Regions from separate parts of the Mus musculus genome. Here region 2 is linked to region 1. A link is a loop called in an ENCODE intact Hi-C map of the cell type or tissue named here. Cell type or tissue: heart. All regions are shown on one strand. Links, peaks and the distances in the headings refer to the core of each region. The heading gives the core; the rest is flanking DNA.

The links. A loop is a pair of places that touch in the nucleus more often than their neighbours do. Peaks named below come from ENCODE experiments on the same cell type or tissue, not always from the same donor. Only the 100,000 strongest peaks of a DNase experiment are listed, where the experiment ranks them.
Region 2: it touches region 1 in a loop (2.3-fold over the local background); 2 of 42 quality-filtered maps call a loop at or near these places.

Annotation. Positions count from the first base shown.
Region 1 is chr8:8,684,532-8,700,419 of GRCm38, reverse strand. It overlaps Arglu1 (arginine and glutamate rich 1), which reads left to right and starts at 9,883. Exons shown (of 4, transcript NM_176849.3): 1 at 9,883-10,443. The coding sequence starts at 10,103. It overlaps Mir7654 (microRNA 7654), which reads left to right and starts at 10,258; the gene lies at 10,258-10,327. In heart, for the core only: no CTCF peak of the experiment used is centred there; DNase peaks (open chromatin) are centred at 9,869 and 10,449; H3K4me3 peaks cover 3,079 bases; H3K27ac peaks cover 2,005 bases.
Region 2 is chr8:8,825,411-8,841,298 of GRCm38, reverse strand. No RefSeq gene overlaps it. Among named protein-coding and RNA genes, the nearest start is that of Gm39127, 110 kb to the right of the region's middle. In heart, for the core only: a CTCF peak has its summit at 9,905 (motif pointing left); no DNase peak of the experiment used is centred there.

The sequences.
Region 1 (15,888 bases), core at 5,184-13,183:
TAAAAACCCCCAGGCTTCAGGCAGCTAGTCAGAAACTAGAAAGTGCTCAGCCACCTAGCCTGAAGCAAGGACAATGGGGTCAACAAGTTTCCAGACCTCCACAGTAACAGATTCCAGCCCCCAAGCCCCGTAATGGAATGTCTCTAGAGATGGAGTAAGATAAAGGCCACCTATCCTGGACTTCCTCAGTAACGATTTCCAGCCCCCACGCCATGGTGATGGATGCCCTTAGAGATGGAGTAAGATAAAGATCACCTAGCCGGGTGGTGGTGGCGCACGCCTTTAATCCCAGCACTTGGGAGGCAGAGGCAGGTGGATTTCTGAGTTTGAGACCAGCCTGGTCTACAAAGTGAGTTCCAGGATAGCTAGGGCTACACAGAGAAACCCTGTCTCGAAAAACAAAACAAACAAACAAACAAATCAGATAAAAATAAAAGGTCACCTAGCCTGGTCCCCTAACTGCATTAAATCTAGCCTGTGAGCTCATTTGGTTGTCTCTCTGTCTTGGTAATGGGGAGATCCCAGTATGCTGGACTTCTGCAGAATAAAATATTCTTTGTGTTTACATACTATTTTAGTTTGGAGCATCATTCTTCGGCTAATCACAGACTCTTACAGTTTTCTGTAGCAAACCAACTCTCACTTCCAGCTAAGGGAGCATCCACTGAAGCAGCAAAAAGCTTTAAATGCTAGTGTCTCCAACAGGACTTCAGTTTGTTTTGTGTTGTTGTTTTGTTTTGTTTGTTTGTTTGTTTGTTTGCAATAAGAACCCCACATTTTCATTTTGCAGTGGGCTCTGTACACAGTGTGACGTCCCAGGGCAGCAGTGGTCACTGAAGCAAGGGGCAGTATTACAGAAAGAGGCGATACCAAGGCTTCTTTGCTAAATGGATAGAAAGAAAACATGAAAACCTTACATGTTTATGGCCAGTGGATGGGTGTGGGCTCAGGAGTCAGTGTCTTGGGTTCAAGCAGTCATTCTGTGACTTAGCAGTGGACCCTCCTAGACAAGAGGTCCAAAGCCACCAGCTTCTTGCCCTAGCTAGCCCCGTAAAGTAAAGGAAACAAATAGGTCAGTGGTACCTTAGGGTTAGTTAGGGTTTCTATTGCCATGAACAGACACCATTACCAAGGCAACTCTTATAAAGGACAACATTTAATTGGGTCTGGCTTACGGGTTCAGAGGTTTAGTCCATTATCATCAAGGTAGGAGCATGGCTGGTTCAAGGCAAGCATGGCACAGGAGGAGCTGCGAGTTCTGAATCTTGTTCTGAAGGCGAATAGGTGACGACTGCTCCCACTTGGCCAGGGGGATGGTCCCAAAGCTCACCCCCACAGTGACATACGTCCTCCAGCAAGGTCACACCTACTCCAACAAGGCCATAACTCCTAATAGTGCCATTCCTTGGGCTAAGACTATTCAAGCCATCATGGCCTCCCACGTGCTGGGACTAAAAGTGTACTTCACGTTGATGCTTGGGCCTGCTAACCACAGCAACTTTCTTTCCGATACCTTAAACCTTATATCCTGAGCCCTCCTCCTTTGCTGAATATGTGTTTGTTTCTTTGTTTCTTTTGAGACAAGATTTTATTTTATTTTTTTAATTAATTAATTAACTAATTTTTACACTCAGATTTTATCTCCCCCCCCCACTCTCCTACTGCTCCACATTTCATATCTCCTCCGCACACCCCTGTCTCCATGTGGATGTCCCCACCCCCCAACCCCCACCTGACCTCTAAACTCCCTGGGTCCTCCAGTCTCTTGAGGGTTAGGTGCATCATCTCTGACTGAACACGGACCCGGCAGTCCTCTGCTATATGTGTGTTGGTGGCCTCATATCAGTTGGTGTATGCTGTCTGTTTGGTAGTCCAGTGTCTGAGAGATCTCCAGTGTCCAGAGTAATTGAGACTGCTGGTCCTCCTACAGGATCGCCCTTCTCCTCAGCTTCTTTCAGTCTTTCCCTAATTCAACAACGGGGTCACCTGCTTATGTCCATTGGTTGGGTACAAATAACTGCCTCTGACTCTTTCAGCTGCTTGTTGGGTCTTCTGGAGTGTGTCATGCTAGGTCCCTTTTTGGGAGCGCTCCATAGCCTCAGTAACAGGAGACAAGATTTTATTATGTCTCAGGCTGGTCTTAAATACGTCATCCCCTTAACTCAGCCTATCAAATGCTAGGCTTACATATATGAACCATCATGCTTGACTCTCAAGTATTCTAGTGGGCACAGTAGGAGGCCTTTTTCACAGAGAGCTGAAGGAGCTCATGTCAATGTCTCCGTACTGGCTGGTTGTGTGTCAACTTGGCACAAGCTAGAGTCATCAGAGAGGAAGGACCCTCAATTGAGAAAATGCCTTCATGAGATCCCCCTGAGCTGGTGGTCCTGGGATTTATAAGGAAGCAGGCTGAATAAGTCATGTGAAGCAAACCAGTAAGCAGCACCCTCTACGGCTCCTGCATCACCCTACCGCTAGGTTCTGACCCTGTTGGAGTTCTTGTACCAACATCTTTCATTAAGGAAGAGCAATATGGAAGTGTGAGCTAAACAAGCCATCTTCTTCCCAGCTTATTTTTTGATTGTGGTGTTTTTGTCATAGCAACAGAAACCCTAACTAAGGGTTGTTCATGACCAGCCAGGGTCACAACAGCAAGATGTTGTCAGAATACCGCCGCCATGCAAGGTGAAAACTGTGAGCATGGACAGCAAAGGAGACCAAAAACAGCAGCAGCGCTCTGATAAATGACAGTTTTAATACTAATGAGATAGAACTGAATTGAAGGATCGAGACTGTACGTGTTTCTACTTCACTCTGTCCTAGACTGCTGTGTGTGCCACAAAAACATCTTCTCAAATGAATGCTCATGCTAAACCCAGTCTGGAATTGCTAATGTTCTGATTGGCGTACTTGCAGGAAGAAAGCAAATCATAGTTCTGGGAAAGCCGTGGGGACCCCACCCAGCACAGCAGCCCTCAGTCTTGCAGTTGAGGAAATTAAAGGCTACAGAGGTATAGCATCTCGCTCAGAATAACAGAATGGACACTGCAGTGCTTGTCTGTCATCTTAACTAAAGTGCCTGCCTGTCATGTGCTTGAGAGGAAAATGCAGGGCAATCGCACTTTTGAGGGCAGCCTACAGAGCAAGTGTGAGTCCAGTCTGGGTGCCATTCAGGGCTCCACAGTGACATCAAGTCTCAAACATGTAGATGATAGATAGATAGATAAGCAACTGAGTTGTTAAGAACACTGGCTACTCTTCTAGAGTCCTGGGTTTAATTCCCAGAACTCATATGGTAGCTCACAACTATGTTCCCAGCCCAACACGTTTGGCCTATAGAACAGTATGTGATGTTCACATACATATGGAAGGAGACACTCATACCCATAAAATAAGAATAAACCAATCAATAAAGAGTTAAAGGTAGGTAGGTACAGCTGGTAGACACAGCTGAGAGTTTAGACAGTGTGGGCTGCTAGACATGTGACAGAAGAACCCTTCAGCAAGCATCATCAGCTGGCCAAGCAGGCACATTGCCTCTTCTGACTTCTGCCATCTGGTCTTCTCAACTCAGCCCCAGACACTGTAGGGCAGAGGGCAGCCCCTCGAACTGTGACCTGCCTGAATACCTGGTCCACTTCATGTGTAAAAAAAAAATGACCACTTCATGGTGACTTTCAATTCCGAAGTCGGAATAGGAAGTGGCTTGTATTTCTTCCTACTACAGACTTTTGGATGGTGAGCTAGGAAGAAAAAAAAAATCCATTCCCAGTTTATTTTATCCTTACTCCAGGCCGATGAGTGCCAAAATACTCTGTTTGATTTCAAAAGAGAAATGAAATAAAACCTGGGTCTGAGTTTTAGATGGCTGCGGCATAGACTTTTTGAGGGGCGATCACTTGGCAATCTCAGGAGGACTTGTTAAATGCCATACAATTTCAGAGGGCAGTAAGCACTTGTGTAGTAGTGCAGTGGCCCAGGGAAAATCTAGGTAATTAATCACACTCATCCCTTCTTTCTGCCTCATGTACATTTTCTCATCAGGAGGTTTTTTGTTTGTTTGTTTTTTGTCGTTGCTAAAAATAAAAATATGACAAGAGACTTTATGTATAAAAATGTGGATATTTTAAAGTGTTTTTTTTTTTTAAATAAAAGTAAGCTATGTGTTTCTCTGATCTGAAGACCAACCTGGCTGACTCACTTTCAGTGTGTCCTACCTTAGCGCCATGCCCCTGCCTCACGATGTAGATGTCCTCTAAGGGCCCTTCTGTTGACGGCTTGCTCCCCAGACTGATGCACCTGAAAGATGGTGGAAGTGTTAGGAGAGGGAGTCTAGGAGAAGCCTGAAGACCACGGCGGTGTACCTGGGGGTGGGGGAGATTCCTGCACCTGCTCTTCTTCACCTTCACTTCATGGTCCTATGTTGTGTTGTTTTTCTATCATGTGCTCTGCCAATGGGATATGTGTGCCAATCCCATTTTACCAGAGCAAACAGGATCATGAATTATGGCTGCAACCTCTAACATAAATATTTTCTCTGTAAATTGATTATCTCCGGTACTTGCTATAGTAATGAGTAGCTTACTGTCCTAGTTAGGGTGACTATTGCTGTGAAGAGACACCATGACCAAAAGCAACTTTTTGGGGGAAGGAAAGGGCATATTTCCTTGTTTGTCTAAATGTAAAACAAACAACAAAACTCACGCAGACCTTAGAATGTCTCTCCTCGATACAATAAGAACAAGCTGAAGAAACAGAAAATCAGTGAGTTTTCTTAGCTCCATCACAGGACTGTGGTCACTGGATGAACCACACACGACACCTTGAAAATGGAAGAGGCCCTTCAACATAACAGCAGCCACGTCATATCTACAAGGACTCACACCAAATGCTCCAAATGATTCATCAAACCACACTACAACACTCCTATATATACTATGCTTTCCTATACATAGTGCATACCTCTAGAGGGTTTAACCAAGATGGCTACTAAGTAGTTGGGGTAGGCGGCTTCTGCTGTATGGGTCCCCTGAACAAAAAGATGATTTGCATGCAGGGAGGGTGAAGTACAAGACCTTATCCTGCTCCTCACAGCACTGTGCTGGTTCCAGCCTGAGACCCATTTGCTTCTGAATTTTCGGTAGAATGTGCTTAGACTGCGGTGGACCTTGAGACGGCTGAAGCCACGGGTGTTGGAGGGTTAGGTAGAGAATGCAGACTACTTTGCTTGAGGCTGAAGCCCGTGATAGGTGGAAAGACTTTGATGGCTGCTGGAGACGAGGCACAGATTAAATTGAGTTAAAAACTCCTGGGTGCCCTGTTGGTGTGGCGCACATTTGCTTGTTTTTTTTTTGTTTGTTTGTTTGTTTTTTCCTTCTGGGACTTTTACGGTTTCTCACTATAAAGACAGAAGAAAAGTCCTCTCATGGTTGCCTCAGCCTGAGAGACACTTGTGAAGGACACAGCCCAGGGGCACAGGCTCATGCCTACAAGGAAACCTGAGTATAGCACACACTTCCACATCACCCCAGTGAGCTTCTGCGAAATAATGGGACTACAGGTAAAGACATGCCAGGGCCAGGAGCTATGGAAGGAGGAGTTTCCAGGAAAACCTAGACCCTGAGAGAGACTAAGACAGAGTCCAGAAGGAAGGCAGGGTGGGAAGGAAATCAAATGGAGATGGGGGAAGGAGCCTGGCTGAAGCGGAGAAACTGAATTCCAACATGGGCCAGCTAGCAAGACGGCTCAGTGGGCAAAAGGTGCTCGTCCCCAGCCCTATAACCTGGGCTCTCCTTCATACAGCCAAAGAAGAATGGCACTCCCACAAGTTCCCTCTGACTGCCTGCCATACATGTACCATGGCAGGCACACGTGTGTGTGTGTGTGTGTGTGTGTGTGTGCATGTGCATACACACGTGTACATGCTAAATAAAATAAAGGGAAAAATTCCAGTAAAGTTATCATTTTCATGAGGCCCCCTTTCCAGCTACAAACCTAGTTTCCTAGGAAACCATGAACAGTAAGACATATTCTAAACCCTTCATTGAGGCTCCCCCTCTATCTTATCAGACTGCAGAATCCTTTAACCCTGATTCTAAGGAGAGGCAGGTGAATCTCTGGGAGTCCAAGATCTGACTGGGCTACAGAGTGAGACTTTGTCTTAGAAAGAAGAGTAAGAATTAAAAAAAAAAAAAACAGAAATATGAGGGTGGTATTCACATCAGAGTCCCTAGAACCACAGCTGGCTGTCAATCACTTCAGTAATATCCCCCTCTCTGACTGAGAATTGAAAGAGGGACAGCCCCCGTATCTGTCCTTCCCTGGGAAATCCCTGTCAGACCTACGCCTGGCACACGGGAAGCACTCATCTAACATGAATCAGTGGGCATATTCTAAACTACAGAACAGCAAAAAGAGATACTCTTGGAGGACCTGACGGTGGGGATGATTTTGCCCATTGAGCAAGAAGAAAAGGCAACACAGGGGACTGCCGATCACTCATCGGCATTCAAAGTTTTGAAATGGGAAAACTCCCTAATCAAGAATTTCTCATCCAGCAAGGTGATTGTCCAAATGCCCTGGAGAAGCAAAGACACCATTAGTAAACCAACACAGGAGAAAGTTACTAAGGAAGCGACTTTACAAGGAATGGTGAAAGCAGGTCTCCAGAGGGAAGGAAAATCTCTATAGAGAGGGTCGGAGAATGTGGAAAAGAACGCTATTCAGCTGTCCTTCCAGTGCCTTCCTGTTGGCAGAGTGGACTTATATCCAAGCCGGGTGCCCCCAAACCACGGGGAAGGTCCAGAAAATGTCCTACCTTTTGCGTTCAGGATATGGCTGCTTGCAAAGACAGCCCCCTTCCTTATGTGCTTCAAATTAGGTTCTCTGAAGCGCTCTTGCTTTCTGTGATGTGGCTACACACAGGCCCTTTATGGTCTTTTCCTTGCCTCCTTCATGAGCTGACTTCTTTTGTCTTCAGGGAGGAATGAGAATGTGTTTGCTAGTCGACCTTTTAGTTAAGTTCGCCTCTCTTCCTGGTGTCTGTGGCCTTGGCCAGCCTCCTACTCAAACCTTCTGGGTGCTATCTCAGCTCTCCTTCTCTGCACCAGAGCTTCCAGAAATACTGTCTTGAGAAGGACCGCCTTTTCCCTAACTCTAAAAACTCCCTAACCTGATCGGTACAGATGAGCTGGCCAGGGCTTCTCTGTGCTGCAGTGGTCCACAAAAGCCTTCTCTTATGATGTTTACATTTACATTTGCTCTAGATTTGGCCTTGACTTTGGACTGGTTACTGGTCCCAGCTCTCAGGGATCAGCCCGTGTTACCACCTTGTCACTGTTCTGTGATCCTGTGCAATTCAAACAAATTTCTGGGAAGGAAGTCCTGTGCCTTTCAACCTGGTACCATCAACAGCTCTTGCTCTGCCATTTGAACAGGATGGTCCCAGATCCTTGCATCTCATACTTGTGTGTGCTTTTTGCACACAGAAGAGCCTTTCCCTTAGTAAAAGATTCTGTTAGTTTCTTCCTGAAGCACAGGAGAGCCTTCTTTTTTGTTTGTTTGTTTGGTTGGTTGGTTTGGTTTTTCGAGACAGGGTTTCTCTGTGTAGCCCTGGCTGTCCTGGAACTCACTTTGTAGACCAAGCTGGCCTTGAACTCAGAAATCTGCCTGCCTCTGCCTCCCAAGTGCTGAGATTAAAGTACCATGGCCGGGCTGAGAGCCTTCTTTTGTTCTGAATACACTTAAAATTAACCTGGGATGGTATTAGATCTCCCAGCCTCCATTTCAGATGAAGAATTAGATATCTGGTCATTTATCTTTAGGGGAAAGGCTGTTTGCATTGTTCAGAAAAGAACAGTTTCAGACTGAAACAAAAGGTAGTTTTTGGAAGTTAGAGTTCTCCAGATTCAATGACCAGAGAGAGCTGTGATGAAAGTGGCTTACTCTGGGTTGAAGGTGTGCAAAATCCTGTCATTTAAAATTCTCTAGAAAGCTGTTTTACATTACTATGGAGGCCAGACAAGATTGTTGTATTTATTTACTGATTCATGATGCTAGCCAAATGTCCCCTCACCCTGTGTTCCAGGTGCTGGGCCTGGCATGGGTTCACTGCTGAAAGGCAGATCAGGGGACTGTGCCTCTCTCAAGGGGAATTTCTCAGCAAGACAGAATATTGCTAAAGTGACTGACAGCCAGCTAAGGTACTGAAAGTCTGATGGTGGTGTTACCCTCAAACTCCTGTCTATCTTGAAACACAGGATGGAATGTCTGCAGATGTCATGAAGATGAGGGTGCTCTGGAGCCTGGAGGGAAACTACACTCAACTCTCATAAGAAGGTGGTACGGGCCAGGGCACTTGCTCAAGACCTTGGTTTATGCCGGGCAGTGGTGGCACATGCCTTTAATCCCAGCACTTGGAAGGCAGAGGCAGGCGGATTTCTGAGTTCGAAGCCAGCCTGATCTACAAAGTGAGTTCCAGGACAGCTACACAGAGAAACCCTGTCTCAGAAAAAAAAAAAAAAAAAAAAAAAGACCTTGGGTTACATCCCCAGCACCACACACACACATAAAAAGAAAGAATGAGGCTACGATGGTGATGGTGTACGCCTTTAATCCCAGCATTTGGGAGGCAGAGGCAGGCAGATCTCTGAATTCCAGATCAAACTGGACTACAAAGCTAGTTCCATGATAGACCACAGAGCTGTCCAGGGCTGCAGAGAGAAACTGTCTCAAAAAAACCTACACATACACACACATACAGAGAGGTAGAGTGGAATCCTTACTGCCTTTGAACCTCCAGAAGAACCCTTCCTCTAAACTTCATGAATTGGACCTAATATGCAATGTTTCAGCATTAAAAGGTGGGCCCTTTGGGAAAGAGAGTAAGCCCTGGGGCTTTGGTTTAAAAAAAAATGCAACTAGTGTGTTTTGTGTGTGTGTGTTTTGTTTGGTTGGGGTTTTTTTGGCCTAGTGTTCTTAAGATGTTTACAAGGGAACCCTTATCTTATGCATTCTTTTCCCCTCCTAAGGTCTCCTGCTGGAAGCTCAGACAGAATCCTTAGCACAAACAGATCCACTACTTAATAGAGTTCTCAGCCTCCAGAACTGTAGGAAACAACTTTCTCTTGGGTATAAAATAATGAGTCATTGGTATTTTGCTATAGCAGCTCAAAAACTAAAAGACTCATTGAGATAGGCCACTACCCATTTTTCTTTTCGATGTCTTTAAAGAGAGCTATTGCTCTCTGGGACTAGGCCTTGAGCTCATTATGTAGTCCAGGCTGGCAAAATCCACAAAACTGTAACCTTTTAAATAAAACTTTATTAAGAGCATTTAACTGGCTCTAACATATACATTCTTAAGAAAACTTGGGACTCCTCTGGGCATTGTTCTAATTTATTGTTTGTTTACAATAAATTATTAACAATTTATTAATTGTTCTGGTTGGTATGTATGCATGCATGTATGTATGTATGTATGTGTGCAACCCCAGCTGGCCTCCAACTTACTAAATAGCCAAGGCTGACCTTGGACAACTGGTCCTTCTGATCCATCTTCTAGGGGCTAAAATTCTGGGCATGTACCACCACATCCAACTCACAATTGATACATTCTCAATGCTGGCTAAGGAAACAACAGGACTTTCCCAATTACTCGGGCCTTATCCTGTCTTTCAGCCAAGGCTCATCATAAATATTCTCCAACTCCTAAGGTTTTCGTGGGTCTTGTTGAGGTGAAAGTTAAAGACCTGAAGGCTGGCCAGCATTCTTCTCTTTAGTTGCCACGCAGCGGCGGAAAGAGCCGAGCGCGCTCGGCCGCATTCGCCGGCCCTCCTAGGCGACGTCGTCAGGGGGCGGGGCTCGTGCCGGCACGCTCGGCGCGGGGCATTGTGGGAAGGGCGGCCGGTGCTGCCACAGCTGCCATCTTAGGGACTCCGGGCCGGGCCTGCTAGGCCTTCGCGGCGGAGGCGGCCGTGTGCGTGGCGGGTGCGCTTGGGGCGAGGCGGAGGGTCCGCGGGCGGGGGGCCGCGCTTCCCAGCGGCGAGGGGGCGGCCTGCGGCGGGCAGCGGGCGACAGGCGGCGGGCGCCGCGCGGCGCGAGGATGGGCCGGTCGCGGAGCCGGAGCTCGTCCCGCTCTAAGCACACCAAGAGCTCCAAGCACAACAAGAAGCGCAGCCGCTCGCGCTCGCGCTCGCGGGACAAGGAGCGGGTGCGGAAGCGCTCCAAGTCCCGGGAGAGCAAACGGAACCGGCGGCGGGAGTCGCGCTCCCGCTCGCGCTCCACCAACGCGGCGGCATCCCGGCGCGAGCGGGAGCGCGCCTCGTCCCCGCCCGACCGCATCGACATCTTCGGGCGCACGGTGAGCAAGCGCAGCAGCCTGGACGAGAAGCAGAAGCGCGAGGAGGAGGAGAAGAAGGCGGAGTTCGAGCGACAGCGAAAAATGTGAGGGGCGCGCGGCTGGAGGCGCGGGGCGCGCTCACGGGGGCCGGGTGGGGCGGGAGCGCCGGCCCGGAAGTCCGAGTTGAGGGCGCGAGGCGGGAGGTTGGCGGGGCTGCGGATCCCCGGGCCCGAGGCGTTGGAGCGCAGGGCACCTGTGCGGGGGTCCGTCCCGGGGCGCGCCCGGCTTGAGAGTGTGGGCCCTTTCTGAACCTCCTTTCATACGGTCGTTCAAAGACAGATGCACAAAGTTGCAGCGGACACCCGGGGTGCCTCTCCGGCCCCTCTCTTTTTTGTCTTGGCCTCAGCCCCTCTAGTGAGCATGCTTGACCCTACTGTTGACCCTGCTGTTTGCCCGCCTAAATGCTTCTAGTTTCAGAGCGCTCTTATCCGAATTTTTCACTTAGGGCAAAACCGGTTCCCATCAGGGGACTGGACTTGAAATTTGGGGGAAGATCACGTGGTTTTGAGTGAGGCGGCTTTCGATGTGAAAGTAGGTGTTGATGACCCAACCAGAGTAAACTTGAACGTTGTGAAGTACTTTTTTAAAAAAGATGTGCCCAGCCCCCCTCCCCCCCCCCGCCCCAGCCACGTGGAGCAATAATACTAAGCATATGTGTTCCCTGTTAAGCCAGCCATCGTTTCCGGAGTAATTAACTGAAGACTTGAATAAGTGGTTATGAAGCAGGAACTAGGTAGTTTGTGTATATGACTTGTGTAGGGGTTTCTATTTTCTGCAAAAAAATAGAAGGCAGATTTTTGTGGTAGGCAGGTTTTCCAGAAGCCCCTAGGAGGGAGGTAAGGGATTGAACACAGCGAAGCACTGTAGTGGAACTGGGGTCTTGGCTTGTACTGTTTCTCAGTACACCTTGGCCACATAGAATCCTGTTAGGATCTGGAACAAGCCTGTAGCTTAGTAGAACATAGACATAGTTGTGTGTGACAGTTGACAGTTCTCCACGTGAAAACAAAGGAGTCATCACATTGCACGTGGACAGCATAGGATGAAATGAAACATCGATAGAGCTGTGTTCAACTATGCCATTAGCATTGAGAAGGGAAAGGGACAGGGCTGGCAGCCAATGCTAATACTAAATTCTCCATATCCACTAGACACTGCTCCAACGTGGTCTAATGTTTTGCAGAGAATACACTGAAAAGACAATGGAGATGGTGCCTTGGGAGTGAGGGAAAGTAGTTTGCTTACAAATATTGGTTGGCTAGTTCATTCAGCTAGTTTACTGAACCTTTAATAAGTGCCAGGGTCAGTTGATAGGAAGATGATCGATTTGCTCCTTCTGACATGCTCTAGCTCAGATGGCTGGTAATACTATAGTAAATTCAGCGGGAGTATCTCATCAGGAATGCAGGGTAGGCGATGGTGAGGCTGTCAGGCCTGTAGGGTGTGTGTGGACCAAAGGAGTAAGCTGTCTTCCTGGTTCCCTGAGAGAACAAAGTGGAAGGAAGAATGGAAAAGGAACTGACTGAAAAAGTATTGAGTATTTGTATTCGTACAGTTGGGTGTGGGATACAGGCAAAGCACTGGAGTTAGCTGTCAGGTTTATAGTGTTATTACTGCAACTGTTCTCTACCTTCCGTTGCTTTAAATGAGACCAGACTGTCAGGCAGTGTAGTTGAGAGGGAAAAGCAGGAGTCTGCCCTTGACACACCTAGGTTCTGTATATAAGAAAGAGCTTAGCTAACTAAGGTGGTGACAGACAGGGCTTTACTCTGTTAATAAAACCTGGGGAATAGATAGAGTGCCATGGGGACTATATAAAGAGAAGAGCAGTTGGTTCCAAGGATTGAAAAAAACATCAGGGAATGTATATTTGCAGTAAAAAAAAATAGTCCAGGGTGGGACATGGTGATGCTAAAAGTCTGTGAGTGCCTGGAATGTTTTCATGGAGTCTGGAGTTAGATGAGTAGACTAGTATAATTCCAAGGCCTTAAAGAAATCATTTGAGTTCGTCTGTGAAATGGAGTCCCATTTTATTGTGAAGATTGGAGATGCTATCAAGTACTTAGTTCTTTTCCTGAGAGTGAGTCAGTCAGTGTTACTGAGTATAACTGACCATGCTTCCAGGCACAGCTTGCTGAATAATTCAATAAGAAATCCAGTAATTATAATCTTAGTTCATTAAAATAATTCAATAACATAATTAAAAGGTGGGCTTTTACATTTTCACATTTTTTAAAAAAGATTTATTTATTTATTATATGTAAGTACACTGTAGCTGTCTTCAGACATCCCAGAAGAGGGCTTCAGATCTCTTTACAAATGGTTGTGAGCCACCATGTGGTTACTGGGATTTGAACTCAGGACCTTTGGAAGAGCACTCAGTGCTCTTAACCTCTGGGCCATCTCTCCAGCCCCCTTATTCACATTTTTGAGGAGCTAATTCACATGGCTCAAAATTGAATCAGATCTTCCTCTTGCCCTTGGATCTCAGCCAAGTATCGTGATCTCCCATCCATGTACTATACCAATATTAACATTTCCTATGTATTCTTTTAAGTTGTGCTAACTGCTGAAAAAAGATAACGAATAACCTGTAGCAAATCATATCATTGGCCTGGTAACTTCCTCCAGCCAGTGACGTCTGAGTTTCAATTCTTAGTGTTACCTGAATTACAAATCAGGAGCCCAAGAGTATCCCAGGTGAACTGGAATTCATGATTCTTAGGCAAATAAGCAGAGCTCATGTTTGAGGGTAAAGAACTTTGGAATGAATTTACTCCGTGAGCCTATATATTTCTGGAGCTTAGAGCTTTTAAGACAGTGGTGGAGCAGCACCAAGACCTCTGCGTCACTTTGGTACTGGTTCTCTTCCCATCCTTGCCTCACCTTTTTCCTGGAGAAACTGCTGGGTACAAAAGATTTAAGCCCATTAGATTGCGGGTCTGTTAAGGTTCATTATGTCACCACACAGCATTCATCCTGTTCAGTAGAGTGGCTATAATTTACCTCAGAAACAGGAGTTTTAAATAATGGCATGCTACATAAACACAAGTGGCCCAGTGTTTAGTACCTTGTTAGGTATGAAGTAATTAGTGTTTACTAGTAATTACTAAGCAATTCCTACAGGTTCCAAGATCTGAGTTTCCTTGTTTTTAGGATGTCTTAAAATACAGCATCAGTTCTACCTAGCGAGCAGTGCCCTCACTTAGCCAACCCTGGTTTGGTTTATTTAATCAATTACCATCTTTGAAATACATGAGAAAAATGAGGACCTGTTGCCACTTGATAAAACCTTGATCTTGATTCAATAACTTGTCCTAGGAGTTTCTTTAGCTAAGCACTGGGCTCCAGGGATGAGACAAAGATTAGAGAAAGGCAAGATTGAACAACCTCTCTTCCCCTTCCCAAGGAACCCGTGAGCAAGGCACTCTGGCACTGAGGGCAGCAGCTTTTGAGGAGAGGCTTCAGAGAATCTGTGAGTCTTTCTGTGAGATCAGGACCAGGGTTGCTTTGGCTGCCTTTTGAAGAACGATTGTTGGTTTAATGGAAGGGTTGGGCTAATGGTGTTGTTATTGTTGGCTTCCTGTTAACTTTGGCCATCAGTGAAGATGATGTACTCTAGTTGCCTAAATTGGTTGTCTGTGTGCCTGTTGGTTTTCTGAGTTTTATGTAGAAAGGGAGTAAGATAATATGGCCTTGAACTTTTTTTTTTTTTTTTTTTTTGCCACAGACTCTAGAAACAGATTCGATATTTATCTCTGGGTCCTGAAGATGCATTTTTAGTCTTTTTGAGAATAATAACCAAAATTATGTTCTGTGAGGCTTGTAGCAGTGCTGAGAAGCCCGGACCTTGCCCACTCCTCATTTATGGTGCATAAATAAGGTTATTGGAGGCATGCTGGGGTGCCTTACAGTTCCCCCAGGAACAAAGGGAGACCAGCAGCCCTGCTTTAGACTATAAAACCTCTGAGCTACACTTAGATAGATCTGACACCTTAGTTGAGCAGCTTATTACCTGTCACCTGCCCTCTGGTGTGATCACTGGGAATAAAGACTGCCATAGCTGACAGGTAAAGCTGCTTTGACTCTTGCTGAAAGTAAAAAGTTGAATGGGTTTGGCTTTTCATACCAGCCACATCTGTGGGTGGCATTGCTGTCTCTTGCTCTATTGCTTAGGGGGGGCTTGACTGCTTGTTCCAAAAAAGGGTCTTTTGCACTTTTACCAAATACCTGGTAAAGTGACTGAGAGCTTCCTGTTCTTCTGATGAGCTCTCCTAGGCCTTTATCTGCCTGCCTGCCTCCCTCCCAGCCTGTCTCTGTCATCTGAGTCTTGATGGGAGCTGCTTAGCACTCTCTGCCCCACCTCCCCCTGATAACTAAGTGGAGTTCCTTAGGTTTTACCACATTGAGCGTCATGATTTTATAGAAGGAACGGAAACTTTGCATGTGCACAGTAATCTTTGTTATCCTCATGTGGCCCAAAATACAGTTTAAAGTTGCTGTCGTAGTCCATCGTTCTTTTTCCTTTTCAGTAGATAGGAAAACCACTCTATATGATTGCTATTAAATTGAGATATGTGTTCATTGTCTTTGTTTCTCATGGGTAGTTTGTCATTTTAGAGGATATCTGCTGTTTCTTACCAGGTGGCTTGACAAAGGGCTTATTCTAATTATTTCTTTATTTGATAGGAAGTTAAAAAGGAGGGATGTGTTAAACCTTAGGCTTTCATACACTGTTGGAAAATTGTAGTTGGGAAGGAAATATTAAAATTACAGATAAGTCCTTACACTGTTGGAAATAACTAAGACCTTGAGGAAAACCAGACTTACTGTCCTACCTACTCTCTCTCGTAAAAAGGAGAGGTAAGTGTAGAAACTGAAATGATGGGATAAGCCCTTGGGTAGGAATTGAGTCGAAATATATCAGAGTGTTTAATGCTCATGTCACATGAGACTACAACATCTTATATCAGTTGAATGACTCTCATACTGTATGTCATACTCTCACATTGTATGTCAAATAGATTCTAAAGGTAAAAGTTGTAAGGTTTTTTTTTGTTGTTAATTTGATAATTTGGGGGAAGTATTAATAAATTGCCCTCTTTTGGTTTTAGATACATCATTAAGAACCTTTGAATTTGTTCATTCTTCACATAGTACTGCTTAGCCCACTGCTAGGTAGAAACATGTGATCAGAATGTGTGTCTTACTACTCTCTAGTAGCTATACTTAAAGGTCAGTGTGGTGTTAACGTGCTTCCAGTCTACCCAAAATATTTACATTTAACATCTGATTAAAAATGGAAGATCATTTCAGGTTTTTCCTCCTACCAACCTCAAAATAGATGTATGGGACCAGTGACTATCAAAATGTACAATTTTTCTATGACAGTCCTTTGGTAGATGTTTTAGAAAAAATTTATTTCCAGTCAATAAGCACACTGTGTCAATGGAATTAAAATAGTGAGAATACTAATATACTTAATTTAG
Region 2 (15,888 bases), core at 5,247-13,246, 140 kb before region 1:
TCCTGGCATTGAGAGTGGTGCCCTCTCTGATCAATGCATGCTATCCATCCCATACTTTTATGATTTTCCAACTTTCCCACAATGAGACTATATTGTCATCACACAATCAGCATTGTGCACTGTTCTAAGGAAATGACTCATTAGGCAGAGGTGGTTTCAATGCTGCTCAGAGCCTGGGAGCTGATGCTGTAGACACACTTCCTGTGCAGATGGGATGCAGTTCCCGATGAGGATGAAGATGAGGATGATGACGGGGAGTGAAGGAATGGTTTCTGGGCAGCAGGTGACTGTCTCAGGGGAGTCCGTCTCATCTGACGGAAACCTCATGTCCCCGTGATTACTGTGACCCTTCTAGAGTCTCAGAAAGCCTGGCAGAGTTCCCACTGAAGGTGCAAATGAATAAAACATTGAAAAGTGCCTATCTCTGATATTTAAGCTGTGTAACCTGACACCCAGCCTTTAGTACAGTGCTTAGGGCGGTTGAACCTTGACCCTGGTTTTAAGTTCTAATTCTCCAGTTGGTGGCATCAGTCCCAACAGGTCCTGAAAATTCACACTGCTGACAAGCTCCCAGGTGGTCCTGTGCACCAAACTTCTGGACACGCCATGCCAAAAAATGTTGCTGCTACGGCTACGTGGCACTTGCTCAATATCCTTAAATCGCCACGAAAGTCAAAAGGTTTTGAGCACGGCCCAGAAAGTACCTGAGAGATATGTGTACCATTGTTAATGAATATCTAACAAGACTGAAGATGAGAAAGCAAGCTTTCTTCCTAAGCTTGTTTCTGTTTTAAAGAACTTTAGCTATTAGGAAAATTCATTTATGTAGAACAATGCAGTCCTTGGGGAGATTGGCTGAAGGATGCCTGTGTTAATATTTGCTTTGCACGTGAAGGTGTAATTTTACCCACTGTCTCATAAAACCCCGAAATTATATTAGATTTACTTCAATAAAGAGTTGATAGTGCCCATATTTTCTAAGCTTCAGAAATGTTATGCTTATCCATAGTCCAGGAAATCTGTGAGCTTTTAAATTAAAAGGAATTTTCTCAGAATTGTCATAGTATTATTATTATCTGTCCCTTATAAATAAAATACTCAAAAAAGCATCCATAGCATCTTTCTTTTTCTGTGTATTTGCAAAATGTGTTCTCAGTCTAAAACTAGCTCCCATGTCTGGGTTTCTCTCTTGAACTTATCCATGTGGGCAGAATGTGAGGGCAGGCAGCCATTGGCCTCGCGCTTGGGCTTTACCACCGACTGAGGAGTATGGGTCGGGAGCACACTTCACACAATTTCAGCAAAGGGACAAACGTGTACAGCATGAAGACAGGGACTTATCTCTAAACGTACACCGTAACTGCAATCAGCCGGTTTCTACTTGGAAATCGGCCTGTACCATCCTAAAAGCTTCTTTGTATCTTCACGTCAGTAAACCTTACCAAGCCTGATTTCCATGTCAAGTTGAGGTTATAAAATTTTTATCATTCTAAAACCATATTAGCAAATTAGTCCAATCTGCAGAATCCACCTTTCTGTCTGATGGTTTTGTCTAGGTATCCTTGAAATAATCGAGGAATTGGGGTGATACTGATATCCTCAGTTATGCTAAAAAGACAACCATTTATTTTAAGTGTGTGCCATTCCGTTATTTTTAGCTCGCGCTAGAAATCAAAAGATTCATTTAAAGGGCTAAAGAAGCGAGCACCCGTTTAACTTGGAGAGGATTACAGAGGATGCCTGTGAAACTTACAGGTATCTCGGGCCCTAGCAGGAGTTATGTGCAGCCCCCCTGAATGTCTCAGATGTCCATTAAAATACCTGCCACCTCACTCAGTGCCTTTAGTGACTGTTCCAATAATGTTTAGCACAACAGCCTTCAAGATCTCCTGCCGTTGGTGAGGGAGTGCCATTCTGCTCCTCAAGAAAAACAGCCCTTTTCAGTAGTCAGTTGTCAATGTGGCTAGTTCTGTGTTTAGCATACAGTGGTCCTTCAGACACTCACCACCATCTGCTTCATCCGAGTAAATCTCTCACTACTCAGGTTCCTTACATCATACTACTCAGTATTTGTGTAAGTCAGAACTTGGGTTTGACATTGTTATAAAATAAGTTTTTAAAGAATGACCAAAAAGCAGATAGTGGATCCCTCCCCTGTTTTGTCTAGGTTTCCTGAAACAGTGAGCATTTTGCATGATAGATACTAAATCCTTCGAGAGACTAACATCCTGGAGGGGGTGACTACATGGCCCCTAGGAAGAAATTTTTATATATCTTTGTGTGCATGTATGCATAGCATATGTGCAAGTTTGTACAGGCACACACATGTGACATAGAGGACGGCTTCTGCTGTTGGTTGTTATTTTGAAATAAAATCTGTTCTGTTGTTCTCCAGGTCTTCCCTTGACTTGAGGTCTTCCAGGACCGATTCTGGCTCTGCCTCCCACCTCCTGGTGAGAGCTCTGAGATCACAGATACAGCTAGCTCCACAACTGGCTTGAGATAGACTTCAGTGAAGCGCTTTACCCACTGAGCCAAGTAGCCTTTGTCTGGCGTTCTTTTTGTAAGAGATGTATCCATTATGACATAATAATGTTTTCTTTATAATTGTGAATTCTAAAAGCTAAACAAGCAGACATATAAACAGATGAATGGGATAGCCTTTGACAGATGTTAGAAAGGCTTTATACACGGTATTTCATTTTAATAGGTCCAATTTACTTAAAATGTCTGGTCATGCCGTCATTTTCATTTCGCTTGTATGTGATAAAAATCTTATAATCAAACAGTACAGATTTGTAAATAAAAAAGATTTGCCTCCTGCTAGTAACATTGTGCTTACTCAATTGTGGTCTTCAGTCCCCCAGACCCCTGCCAAAATGGTTAGTTAAAGGGAAGAATCCTCAATTCAACTCTTGCAGCGCAGGAGCATCACAAAGCAAGGTCCTGAGCAACACTCAGACTCTTGAATCTTATCTTTCCCCGCATGGACTAGATTGACATGGCCCTTTCTCCAGCCCGTAAGGCCTCAGCTCTAAGAGAATGGGTAAGACGTTCCTACTTCCCCGGGAAGGCAGTAAACTCCAGCCTTTCCTCCTGCAAGGAACTACACAACCGAGACCCACAACACTCCAGGATCACAGCTGCTCCACCCCGGAAGTGACAACATCCACACACCTTCGTGCAGTTCCAGAGTTACATATTTTCGGAAATGGGTCTGCAGTTCAGGCTCTTACATTGTATTCTCGTCAGGACTACAGTGGGGATCTGTAGGAAAATCATTGTGCCCGTCCTCTGCTCTGTCACGGCTGCACCCTCTTCCCTCAGCCCTGCAGACTCAGGTGTGATGTCTCATGAATTCTTCAAAGACTTCTTCAAAGAATTCAGAGTCCTCTCTCCCTCTCTGTGTCCAAGAACCACTTAGATTCGCTAACATTTCAGAAAGATCTCTTGCTACCCAAGTCTTGGTTCGTTTTAAGAAACACAAACACTGGATCCTATTTTAAGGTTTCGCCGTTTGCCAGGGAGCCTGCGTCTAGTTTATATCGCTACACTTTAGAATCTTGGAATTGCTGAGCGTGTCATTTAACCTGACTGGGTCTCAGCTGCTTCATTTAATCGACCCAACAAACACTCACTGCTTGCTCTCTGTCAGCCAAGCACCTTGCCAACTCACGCAGGAACCTACGAAGGTTGCCCTCGGGGTCTGAGCTGTCTATAGCATGGCCGTGGAGTACTTGAACGGTGGCTAGCAGCTCCTGGGACTTCGGTGTAAGGTTTAATTGAATTTTCATTAATTTAAAATTTAAAACTGAAGTGTCGGGTCTGGAGAGATGGCTCAGGATTAAGGGTCCCTCACTGTTTTCTAGGGGATGCAGATTTGATTCCTAGCACTCACAGCAGACTCACAACTGTCTGTAACTTCAACCCCAGTGGGCAGATACTCTTTTCTGGCCTCTGTAGGCACTGCATACATGTGCTGCATACATACAAAGGCAAACCAATACAAAACATAAAATAAAGGTTAACAAAATTAACCGAAACCTCATTTGGTTACTGGAAATCTTTTGGTCTAGAACAACGCGAACAAAGGATCTTTTAATTTTGTGAAATATAAAAATAGATTAGTTGTTTCCAAAAAGAAAGAAAAAAGCATTAAACAAATTGGCATGCGCTGTTGAGTTATGCTTTTGGGAGACCCAGTAGACATGCCTATTAAGGACCTTCTACTTGGGTCATACTGGCTGGGTATATAGTCATTCCTTGGTAGTTTTCAAGGAACTGTTCCCAGAAGCAGCCCCACCCCTCAAATGACACTCAAAAGTACTCAAGCCCCTTCTATTAAACCATGAACATAACCCATCCTATAGCAACTCTAGAGCGTTTGCGGTTCCCTGGACACCGTGAATGACCTATAACCACTCAACTTTGTTATTTATGGAGTAATTGCATGAAAAGAATCGTACGTAGTCAGTACCGATGCACGTTTTCCCTAAATAGTTTCAAATTATACTTGCTTGAACTCACAAAGATTAAAACACTGAATGTTAGCGGCCCGACTGTACTAAGCTAAATAAGGCAGATTTTAACATTATTAGTTTCTTTTAAAGATTTTTATTTATTCTCTCAAAATTACATATATATTTCACAAGACTTTGTTATCAAAATATGAATAAGTTGACTCCCAAGGGCATTGTCTAAAAATAGTCTCTAGAGATTGCTTACATTATGGCTGCCCAAGGTAGTTCAACATCTGAAACCTTGCTGAAGCAGAGGGCTGGAAGCTTGGCATGCTGTAGGGCTGGAGGCGTGGCTTGCTGTAGGGCTGGAGGCGTGGCTGGCTGTAGGGCTGGAGGCGTGGCTGGCTGTAGGGCTGGAGGCGTGGCTGACTGTAGGGCTGGAGGCGTGGCTGGCTGTAGGGCTGGAGGGGTGGCTGGCTGTAGGGCTGGAGGCGTGGCTTGCTGTAGAGCTGGAGGCATGGCTTGCTGTAGGGCTGGAGGCGTGGCTTGCTGTAGGGCTGGAGGCGTGGCTGGCTGTAGGGCTGGAGGGGTGGCTGGCTGTAGGGCTGGAGGCGTGGCTTGCTGTAGAGCTGGAGGCGTGGCTTGCTGTAGGGCTGGAGGCGTGGCTTGCTGTAGGGCTGGAGGCGTGGCTAGCTGTAGAGCATTCGCTAAACTTTATGCAACCTAGGTCAACCCACAGTCTTTCTCCACCAAGAGAAGAAACACGAAGGAAAATCTAGGGAGAGAGTTGTATAGACAGTCTCTGAGTGATCCAATGTACTTCTGGGTTTCAAGGAGAGGTACTTTTTAAAACTATGAACCGGTTCAGAAAAGGCCTGAGAAGACCCCAGAATCTTGCTGCTGTGGGATCTGAAGCTTCTGAAAGTTGGGAAGTAAATTTTATCGATGAGTAGAAACCTTCTTCCTGGATGATTGAAAGTATGTCCCAATAAGCAGGCACAGAGCATCATGGCTTCTGGGTTAATTATTGATGCAAGATATTTCAGGCATTCTCAGCCTAATCTTAGGCTTATTGAACATGAACCAACGGAAAAGTTAGCAGCTACAAATATGATTTATTTGTAGATTTTCAAAACAAAATATATAGCGTTCCACAACAGAACAACAAATCCTGGGACAGAGGAGCTGAGCTCTGTGTTGGCCATACTATATTACTCTAAATGTCTGATGTTCAACAACAAGAAGACAGAGAAAGGATTTAAAATAACACAGCAAACAAGAACAGACATAACCCTGAACAACCTTTTCAGAGCACATACAGGAAAGAGCAAATCACATTACCCCGATGGTGAAGAAGAGAGAACCTGAGGCCTCAGGTAAGAAACTCTTGCCCATTTAAGTGGCTTTGCTTGGGAGGTTCCAGCCACCAAGTTTACTTCTAGCACCAAAAAAAAAAAAAAAAAAAAAAAAAAAAAAAAAAGACAATGGGATAGAGAGTTGACTCAATAGTTAAAAGCATGAGCTTTTATGTCAGAGGACTGGTCACCCTCACCACACATTGAACAGTTCACAACAGCTTGTAAGTCCAGCTTCGGGCGAACCTGATGCCTGATTCTGAGCTCTACAGGCATATGCAACCATGTGCAGACACACACACACTCTCACACATACGTGCACGCACACACGCACACACACACATGTGCACACACATATACACCGTTAAAAAATAATAATTTAAGTACAAAGTATTAGATTAGAGAGAGAAAAAGTAAAACTACTTTCATTGTCAGATAAGGATGAGGAGGAGGGGGGGGGGATGACGGAGGAGGAGATATTGGCCAGAGAAAGGAGAAATTGTCCAAGAATGCACACAGAGAGGGGGGAAAAAACAGCAAAAGAGGGGGATGGGTAAAGCGAGCGTATTAGAACTATAAAGATCAATATGAAATTATCAATTTTATTTTATACGCCAACAATGGACAACACAAAGGCAGTATCGAGAACTTGATTCCACTTAAACACAATGTCAAAATGAATAAAATATTGAGGAGAGAAATTGAACGAAATACATGAGAGACAGATACTGAAAACCACAGAACACCACTGAAGGAAATCAAAGAATATATAAATACATGGGAAAATATCTCATGTGTTTTAAATGAGGACAACGATGTAAAGATGGCAAATCCTGTGTTACAGATTCAAGCAAACCCTGTCCTGATCCACAGATTCAAGACGTGGCCCATCGCAACTCCGGCTGGCTTTCTCTTCCTTTTGTTTTTATTTTTTGGCAAAAGTTGACAAACTGATCCCAAAATTCATATGCAAGGGAATGCAAGGCAACCACAAGAGCCCAAATAATCTTTCAAATAAAGAACAAAGTTAGAGATGTCACATTTCCCAAATTCACAATTTACTGCAGCAAGATGGTAATGAAAACAGCAAGATGTGCCATAAGGATGGAGGCACAGGGTTCAGCCCAGTCCATAAGTCCAGCCGTATACTTGTAGTCATCCGTTGGTCATCAGTAAGAGTGCCAAGAAGAAAGAATGTGGAAAGAATGTGGCTAGGTACCCACATCTTACATAGTGAGGCTGGGCCTCCAAATGATATAAAAGATTAACTCAAAATTGATCAAATACCTAACAGGATATAAACCATGGAACTCCTAGTGGGAACCTTCTACATCTTCATGAGCTTGAATTAGGCCATAAAAGAAGAGAAAGGTAAACAAAGGTTCTTTAAAACTAAAGACTGACGTGTTCCAGAAGGCAGTAAAAAGTAGGAGATGCATCTGCTGTGCAGGTGCCGGCCTCACCCTAGCTAAGGAAGCTGAGGCGGGAGGGCTGCATATACACACCACACACCAACTGGGAAACTGACAGACTCCGATCTCAAAGGGAATAAACAGCTTTTTATCAGGGCTATGAACATAGCTCAATTCAAAGGAAAAGTGTTTGTCTGGTAAGGTCCTGAGTTCAATTCCTAGTACTGCATAAATGAAAGGAAAAGGAGAGACAGAGAGGGGAAGAAAGAAAAAGGAAAGAGGGGGAGAGAAGAGCAGAGGGGAGGAAAGGAAGAGAAATGGGAAGGAAAGGGGAGGGCAGAGGAAGGAGGAGGGGAAGAGAGGAGAGGAGAGAGATGACAAAGAAGGGGGAGAAGAAGAGAACAGAGAAGGGGAAGGGGAGGAGAGGGGAGAACAGATGAGGGAGAGGGGAAGGGAGGAGAGTAGACATCCCATGGTGTAGACAATGCTGGTGTCTCCACTGCCACTAGACCTGCACCTGCACCCAGGGCCTAGTGGCCTCTCCTCGGGATTAGATCCTGCTATACAGTGTCAAGCCTTAACTTCTTTCCATGACCCTTCAATCTTGGTGTTCCTATGGCAACTGAGACTGCACCTTCACCAATGGCTTCTCCTGGCCTCTCACAAAGCCTCATCGGCTCTGCATAGTCTCTTCAATCCTGCAGCCTTCATGACACCAAAACCAGTGTCACAAACACATTACCAAGCTCGGATGGCAGGTTGAGAGGCATCCTTGGCCCTCTCTGGACCACAGCTTCTGTGTGCTGACTCTGAGGAAACACCTTCTAGAAGACTTCGCCTTCAGTGATGAAGGTCTCTTGTTAACCACACCTGACTCTGGTCAACCAGAAACTACAGATTCTCAATTCAAAGGATCAGTGTGATGATCTTTGCTTCCCTTTGAAACATCACGATCCAGTCTTCCGTGGTCTGCACTGCTCCCTGTGTTATCTGTCAAGTACTTACAGAGAACAATCCTTTCAGCTCTGAGCACTTGATGGCTTTTCTAGCCAAAGTTCCAAATGCCACTACAATCCTCCCAAAGGCAACATGGTCAGGTCTGCCATGGAAATATTCAATTTATGGTGTCAATTTCTGTATTACTTAGGTTTCTATAAAGGGTTTATTTCAGCTCATAGTTTATAGTTCATTATTGAGCTAAGTCAGGGTAGGAAATTCAAGGCAGGAATCTAGAGGCGAACGATGAAGGAAAGGCCACAAAGGAGGATCGCTTACTGGCTCACAACCCATGGTTTGTCAGCCTGCTTTCTTAGACAATCACCTGCCCAGGATAATACCAGCCACAGTAGGCTGGGCCTTCCCACATCAATCATCAGTCAAGAAAATGTCCCCGCAGACTTGCCTACAGGCCAATATGATGGAGACATTTTTTTTCAATGTAGGTTCCCTCTGCCTTGCTGATAAATGGAAAGTATTTACTGGTGAGTCCAGGATTACTTTAGTGGTTTGTGAAAAAAAAAAAAAAAAAACATCCTGGAATTTGGCTGTGAAGATGCTCGAAGGACCCTGTGAACATGTTGAAAACTCTTGGATTGTTCACACAAGACAATAAGCAGGCAAAAGAGAAACAAAGCAAATGATAGAAAACTGGTAAGACAGAGGGATCGTGTAGGATGTATACCATTATAAAAACAACAACGTATCAACAAAGGTCTAAAGCACAAAGCATAGTTTATGTGGAAATCAGTTTTGGTCAGGCTCGGCTGAATCACAGCGTCATCTGGGAAGATGAAGTTACAGAGCAATAAAGTAAGATGTCAGAAAACCTCAGCAGCCCTTGTGGAATTTCAGGGTGACCAGGCTGCCCTCAGACTCACAGAGACCTGCCTGCCTGCCTCTGTCTTCTGAATGCTGGAACTAAAGGTGTGTACCACCATTGCCTGGCTCAGTTTAAATATTCATTACTATTACTATTATTTATTAATCAACTTTATATCTCCATAGCAGCAGGACCACTAACAACTGAGTGGCTACCTCTGACTCCGGTACCAGCCTTTGGACCCTGCTCCCCCAACTGGGTGGCCTTGTCTAGACATTGATTTCTAGCCCATGATTATTAGGTCATAGACTGCCACAGCCTGGGAACTCTATGAGTTGAGTAACTGAAGAGTGATGGAGCCTGGTCTTGAGGAGCAACGCTTAGGAATTACTTAAAACAAGGAAGCAAATAGCTTGGTCAGCCTTTACACATCGCTCTGACCACTCTCGGGGCATCCAGAAGGGTCTCAGCCTCAACAGAGAGACTCCCTCATCTGAGAGATAAAGGAATGTGAGCCATGACGTGAAGGTGCCCTTCACAATAACACACAATGGCTCCTTGACCAAGTGTGTCCCAGGTTTAAAAGAGGAAACAAAGGCAGAGTCCAGGTGGCAAGCCAAGAATGTTCAAGAAAAGAGCCGTGTCATATAATAGGATCCAAGACAATGGCCTTTCTGTGATGAAGTCATTTAGACCTTGTGGGTGCTTAAATCTGGCCGTGACGTAATCCTGATGTGTGGGAGTGTGTCTTTAACACATCTGCCTCTTTCACAATGCTCCGCTCATAGTAAATACGAATGGAACCCATGAACGCCTCTGTGTTTCAGTTTAGTTCCAGGGCAGCCCACAGGGTGGCCTCTGGTGTCTGTCTGGCAGGATGGATCAGAAGTACCTCTTCTAAGCTGGATGATGGCTCCTCTCTTCTCCCACTCAGTACCCTGGAAGCACTGTGAGTGAACTGTCGAAGCCCCTCCTTCCTCTTGGTTTAGGAAGGAGGGACAGAACATTCTCTGGTTACAGGACAAAAATTGAGGGTTCATTCTAGATTCTCTTACTCTCTCAGTCTCTCATTGTCCCAATTTGTCCGTTTCTCTCTCTCTCCTGAGGGGTAGAACCCTGTCCTTTACACATATCAGACAGAAGCCCCGTGACTGAACTAGACTCTGACTCTGAGCTCTTATTCTGAATAACCCAGTAACTGCATAGAGTCCACATCTTGCCCCAAGCCCCCTACCCCCAGCTTTGACCAACCACAGAGGTCCCATGAACCAATCTATTCAGTGACAATAAATGGATATTTCCAAAGGGTCTTGCCACTGGCCACTGGCCAGTCCAACCATTGGTGCCCAGTTTAGTGGTGGCCACCCCGAGCTTAGTCAGCACCCCGGTTGTACAGGGAAAACAATCTATGAACTTATCTGAGGAACAAAGAATAGTGAGAAAGAGCCATCGATCCTGGAGGCCGGAGAGGCCCTTTGTCAAGACACTTCCCAGTTTTCAATGCCTCATAAAGATACACAATGGGGACAGCCCAGTCACCAAAGGGGAGGAAATCCATTTATGTGTTCTGTATTGTTCCCCACATTAGGTCACCCCCAAAGGAAGTGCTGTGTGGCTGCATGGCGGCTGGGGCCTGATGCTGAATGATCTCCGGCAATAACGCTCGTGCACTGTATTATATTCTTAGTGCCTCGCTGTGGTTGTACTGCCTGGGTGATAACAAGAAGCTTTCAGCTGACATTCTGGAGAACTTCACAGGATCACAAAACTAATGCTCATTTAAAAAACAAACAAACAAACAAAAAACCAACAAGGAGAGAGGTTCTAGAAAATGTCTGTGGCGGTGGGGGTTCCTGTGGGGTTCTTGGCCCTGGTTTTTTGTTTGTTTGTTTTGGGTTTTGGGTTTTTTGTTGGTTTGTTTTTTTTGTTTTTTTGTTTTTTTGTTTTTTTTTTTTTTGATGGGCATAAAAAAGCTCCTAGCATGCATCTATAAACAGTATTTTGGTATTTTATTCAGATTTATTCTTTTATTACTAGACTTTGAGGAAAGACTTTCTTTGGATTAAATTTCTGCCGAGGTGTCTCTCCACAGGATGTGATCCTTACAAAGATGAGGACAGTCATTTTGCCAAGGGCACTGGGTATGCTCCTAAATTAGGCAGGACACACGTTATTCTCTTCATCGCAATGTAGGTCACTGCCTATAAAGAGAAGCTATGGAGAGATAGACCCTCTCACTGGGGAGATTACCCATATTCCCCAAGTGGCTGTCTCCACCAGGTACTAGGGCACACCTGGAAGATCACAATATTTGATCAAGGCCAGAGGCAGTGGTCCACACTTCCAGCATGAGGAGTCAGAGGTGACCCTCAAAAGGAAATACAGCTGCTTCACTTTGGCCAAGCACCCTGACCCAGCACCACCCTGGCTCCCTGACCTCCGACCTCTGCTTCCTTGAGTGCCCTGGGTGGTTTTAGGATAGGTTTTCCACTGCATTTTAGACTAGCTTTGAAGAACTCCATTGTAGATTCTCTGCCCTACTTCGCACATTCCTCCTTCCTCCCTCTGCCAAGAAGCTAGTCTCTCCTATTTCTGGAGGGTGAGAAGAGACCTTATAAATGACTCCTTTGGTACAGGAAGAATCCAAGCGTGTCCTCTCCCCACTACCCTCCACGAGGGGTCATGATGAATTGAAGCAGGATTCCTGTGTTCAAAGAAAAGGCCTAGCCCTGCCAGCTCTGATGACTTTAATTCTCCCCTCGGAGCCTCTGGTGGGATAATCGTTTCCTCTCTAGCCTTGGCCCGGACTAACTCACATACTACAAAGCTGCAGCTTGATGAGAAGACAGCTCGGCCATGCCGCACTGAGGCGAAGGGTTTATTTTATAGTAGCCTGCTTCTAGCACTCGTGAATTGGTGCCAAGACGGAAAACGGACTCCATATATAAACCTTACTACGATGTTACAGTGAGATGCCCCGGCTGGCTGGCCCATTAGTCCTCAAAGCTTTCGGCTCTTTTGTTTTTCTTTTTCTTTTTTCTTTTTATTTAGGGGAATTGCATGCCGAAATGGGGTGCTTAACTTTCTGCTAAATGGAATTAAAAGAAAGAAATAAATTAGAGTATGGGGATGCCGTCCTACCCTGTGACTTCTACTCAGATTTGCTGTACTGCCTAACATTTTCTCATTAAAAAAAAAAAAATCACCCGAGAAAGAGAAGTCACTGCTGAGAGTTGTGACAAAGCCCCCGAGACAGAGACCAACTGCACACATCCTGCTTTGAAAGCGGAAAGAACAGTTTTCTTTAGCGTTTTCCATTTTAACAGAAATCAGTTCTTTTCGGCAGGAAACAAAGCAACAGCAGCAACAACAACAACAGACCAAAAAACTTTCAAACAAATGAAATATCCTAGGATTATTCTCTAAACCAGTGATTTGCAACCTTCCTCATGTTGAAACCCTTTTAAAAATACATTTAGTCATGTTGGGGTGACCCCAACCATTACACTATTTCATTGCTACCTCATAACTAGTTTTGCTAATGTTATGAATTGTGATGTAAATATATGATATGCAGGATATCCGGTATTCGACCCTATTAAAGGACGTTTTGATTCTTCGGGGGTCTCGACCCACAGGTTGAGAACCACTGGATCGTACTTTCTTCTATATATATTGGACATGGAAAGCCATCCCTTTTACTCTCTTTTTTCATTGTTTAAAACAAGGCCTCCTATAGCCAAAGACAGTCTTGAACTTCTGATCTTCTTTTTGTTGTTTTTGTTGTTTTTTTTGTTTTTTTTGAGACAGGGTTTCTCTGTGTAGCCCTGGCTATCCTGGAACTCACTTTGTAGACCAGGTTGGCCTCGAACTCAGAAATCCATCTGTCTCTGCCTCCCGAGTGCTGGGATTAAAGGCTAGCGCCACCACGCCCGGCAAACTTCTGATCTTCTTGTCTCTGCCTCCCAAACACTGGGATTACAAATCCCACCCCCACTAGGCTAGTCCTTAGTCTCTGTATGTTATATTTATTCATTTATGTATGGGGGTACATGTATGTGATATAGCATGGCATGAGAGTGGGGAGGGAAGTAAAATCTTGTGGTGTGAAAAATTGCTTTTCTGCTGCCAAGCAGGTCCCAGGGATGGAGCCTTTACCCACTGATCTAGCATCTCTCCACATCACTGGCACAATACACTGACCACAGCAGAGTCTCCCTGGTAGTTTGGTCAGCATCTCCTGTGATTTCAAAGTTCAGCTAAATACATTCTGTCTTTATCGAGCCATGTCGATAAAACCTTTCCCCCTCCCTCCCTGTATCTCTGTGTTCCTGAAAACTACAGGAACCACTGTAGACGCCACTGCGGTCTGTTGCATCAGTGCCTCGCTGGGCCATTATTTAAAACAAATTCTGAAAGCAATAAAGCTTTTCCCTTTTGTAAACGTATCGTAGTTAATAGGCCTGGGAACATGCAGAGATGCCAAATCTGGAGTGGACAGCCTTGATGACTTCAGCCTGTTCTCAGCTTTTGATTACAATTTGATTTCCTTTGGCATCTAAAGACAAACTATTTTAGTAAACAGTGCTCTTCCCTAGCAAGAGTGAGATCTGGCTACTTGGACAAGGACCTGCCCACTGGTCAGGCAGTGTGCCCGGGCGCCTCAGCAAGAGCAGACACACTGATTTTGGAAGATGGGCACAAGGTAAGAACAAAAGAGTTTTGATAGCTCCACAAAATGCCCATGTAGGACGTGTGTGAGAATCTCCTATGTCCACTAAGATAATCCTTGACATGTGGTCCCATTTACCACAGCGAGCCATGCCTTTGAATGGATGGATGCCCTATAACCAGATTGTGTTGGTGTATTTCAAAATAACCTACTTTATTCAGAGTTCTGTTGTTTACCCTTGGTGTTTTCCCCAGGTGGGTGGATATCCACACCCACCTCTGCAGCACCAATAGCATCCCCTCGTGGTTTATCCATAGGAACCACCCTTGGTTTCATCCCTCCCCGCACGTCATACTCTAAGGGTGCTCCCACAGACTTCAGCTTCCTTCAGCCTGTGAACAACGTCTTTCCTAGGGAGTTCATCTGAGGTTCCAATTTGCTCGTATCACCTTCCCTAATTACTCGGGGAGTGCTCATAATACTTCTGCTCATTTCGTATTAGCAAATTGGCTCACCTCCCATTCTCCCAAGGAGGATTGTCCTTGTGTGTGAGGCAAAGGGCGTGTACTACTGTTCTCTTGCCAGACACAGAGAGAGGCCCTGGGCCTCAGGGAGTGCTCAGGGCTTCTGTTAACCTCGAGCATGCCTTGGGCTAAAGATTGCTGACTACATACACTGTGCCCTGTGGACCAGTCCCATCAAAACACCTCTAACAGTGCGGAAGCCTCAGTAACAAGGAAGACGTGTGCAAGCACCGTTGAGCCTAAAAAGAATTGGGATGCCCCTCACCCAGAAAATCACTGAGACATTTCTAACTAGTCCCCCTTAAGTCCTGTACTGATGCCTGGCTTCTGAGATTCTCCGGCCACTGCTGCCTAACTGTCTCCTTTCTATTTCCAAGCTCCACATCTCTTCTGAGCAGACAAACAAGGTGTTTGGGTTTTTTTCTTCTCACAGATGGCGGTTCTGTGCATCGAGTCTGAGGTCCTCAGTTCCATCATTTACATCAGATTTTCATCTTAACAGAAACCTATTACAGATGGCAGGCTTAAGATCACAGATGTTGCCTTGATTTTGGAGGGATTTCCACAGCAAGTCGGACTCTCAAGGGGCAAGAACTGCTGGAGATAGTTGGGGCTTTTGGCACTGAGTCAATTTTATCATCCACACCCACATCGGAGCAGCATCCAGGAGAAGCACAGAAGGAAAATTACCTGTTAAGTGCTCGAAAAGCCAGAACTGTTTGTGCTTGGCTATAGTCGGGGAGAAGTTGCTTCTTTTTCACGTAAAAGTTTTTTGCATCAGTGCTACCATTAACAATCCAATAAAAGCTTGGTCAGAATGGGCTTTATACATTTTGTATGTAACGGTGAACTGTAAATTTGATGGGGAAAGGGAAGTATCATTTATTAATCCCTGTTCATTTCTCCTTATGGTCAGTTGAGTGGCTCACTGACAATAGTAGAGGTTTTTTTTTGGTTTTTTTTTTTTTTTTTTTTTTTTTTGTTTTTTTTTTGACAGGCAGGGATAACTCAACAATGGAAGACTCCATGCCGGACCTTGAGCCATTTCTAATCTATCAAAGTAATATAAACCCCAAAACCTATCCACAAAAGAACCTGCGTGTTATGCAGATCACAACCCAAGGATATAGTATTAAGTGCTGTAGGCATGACTGGACCATCTGATACATCGGATCTTTGTAGAATTACATCACTTCCCAACATTTGTGAGTGTTCACTATAGGAAATGTAGAAAACAGTAAATAGCTTTGGAAGGACATAGTGAATATTCACAACTCTACTCATCAACAATGCAAGTAGTCAAATCTACTCAGATGGCAAATTTGCTGAGTATAAGGGAGCACTAACTTTGTCATGGGCAAAGGATACCATCATACTTTCCACCTGAGCATTAACTCAAGAATGCTTCTCTTACACGTAGAACTCTTGTAGCAACTTGTGCCTCATGTGTCTGTTAGTACCCATCATGGTGGATATGGAAGGAAAAATAAGAGATACTTGTATTTAATGTTGGCAAATACCAGGTACAATTAAAGTCCTTCTTTAAGAAACAGTCGAACACACACGAACACACACACACACACACACACACATACACACACACACACACATACACACACACACACACACACACACACACACACACA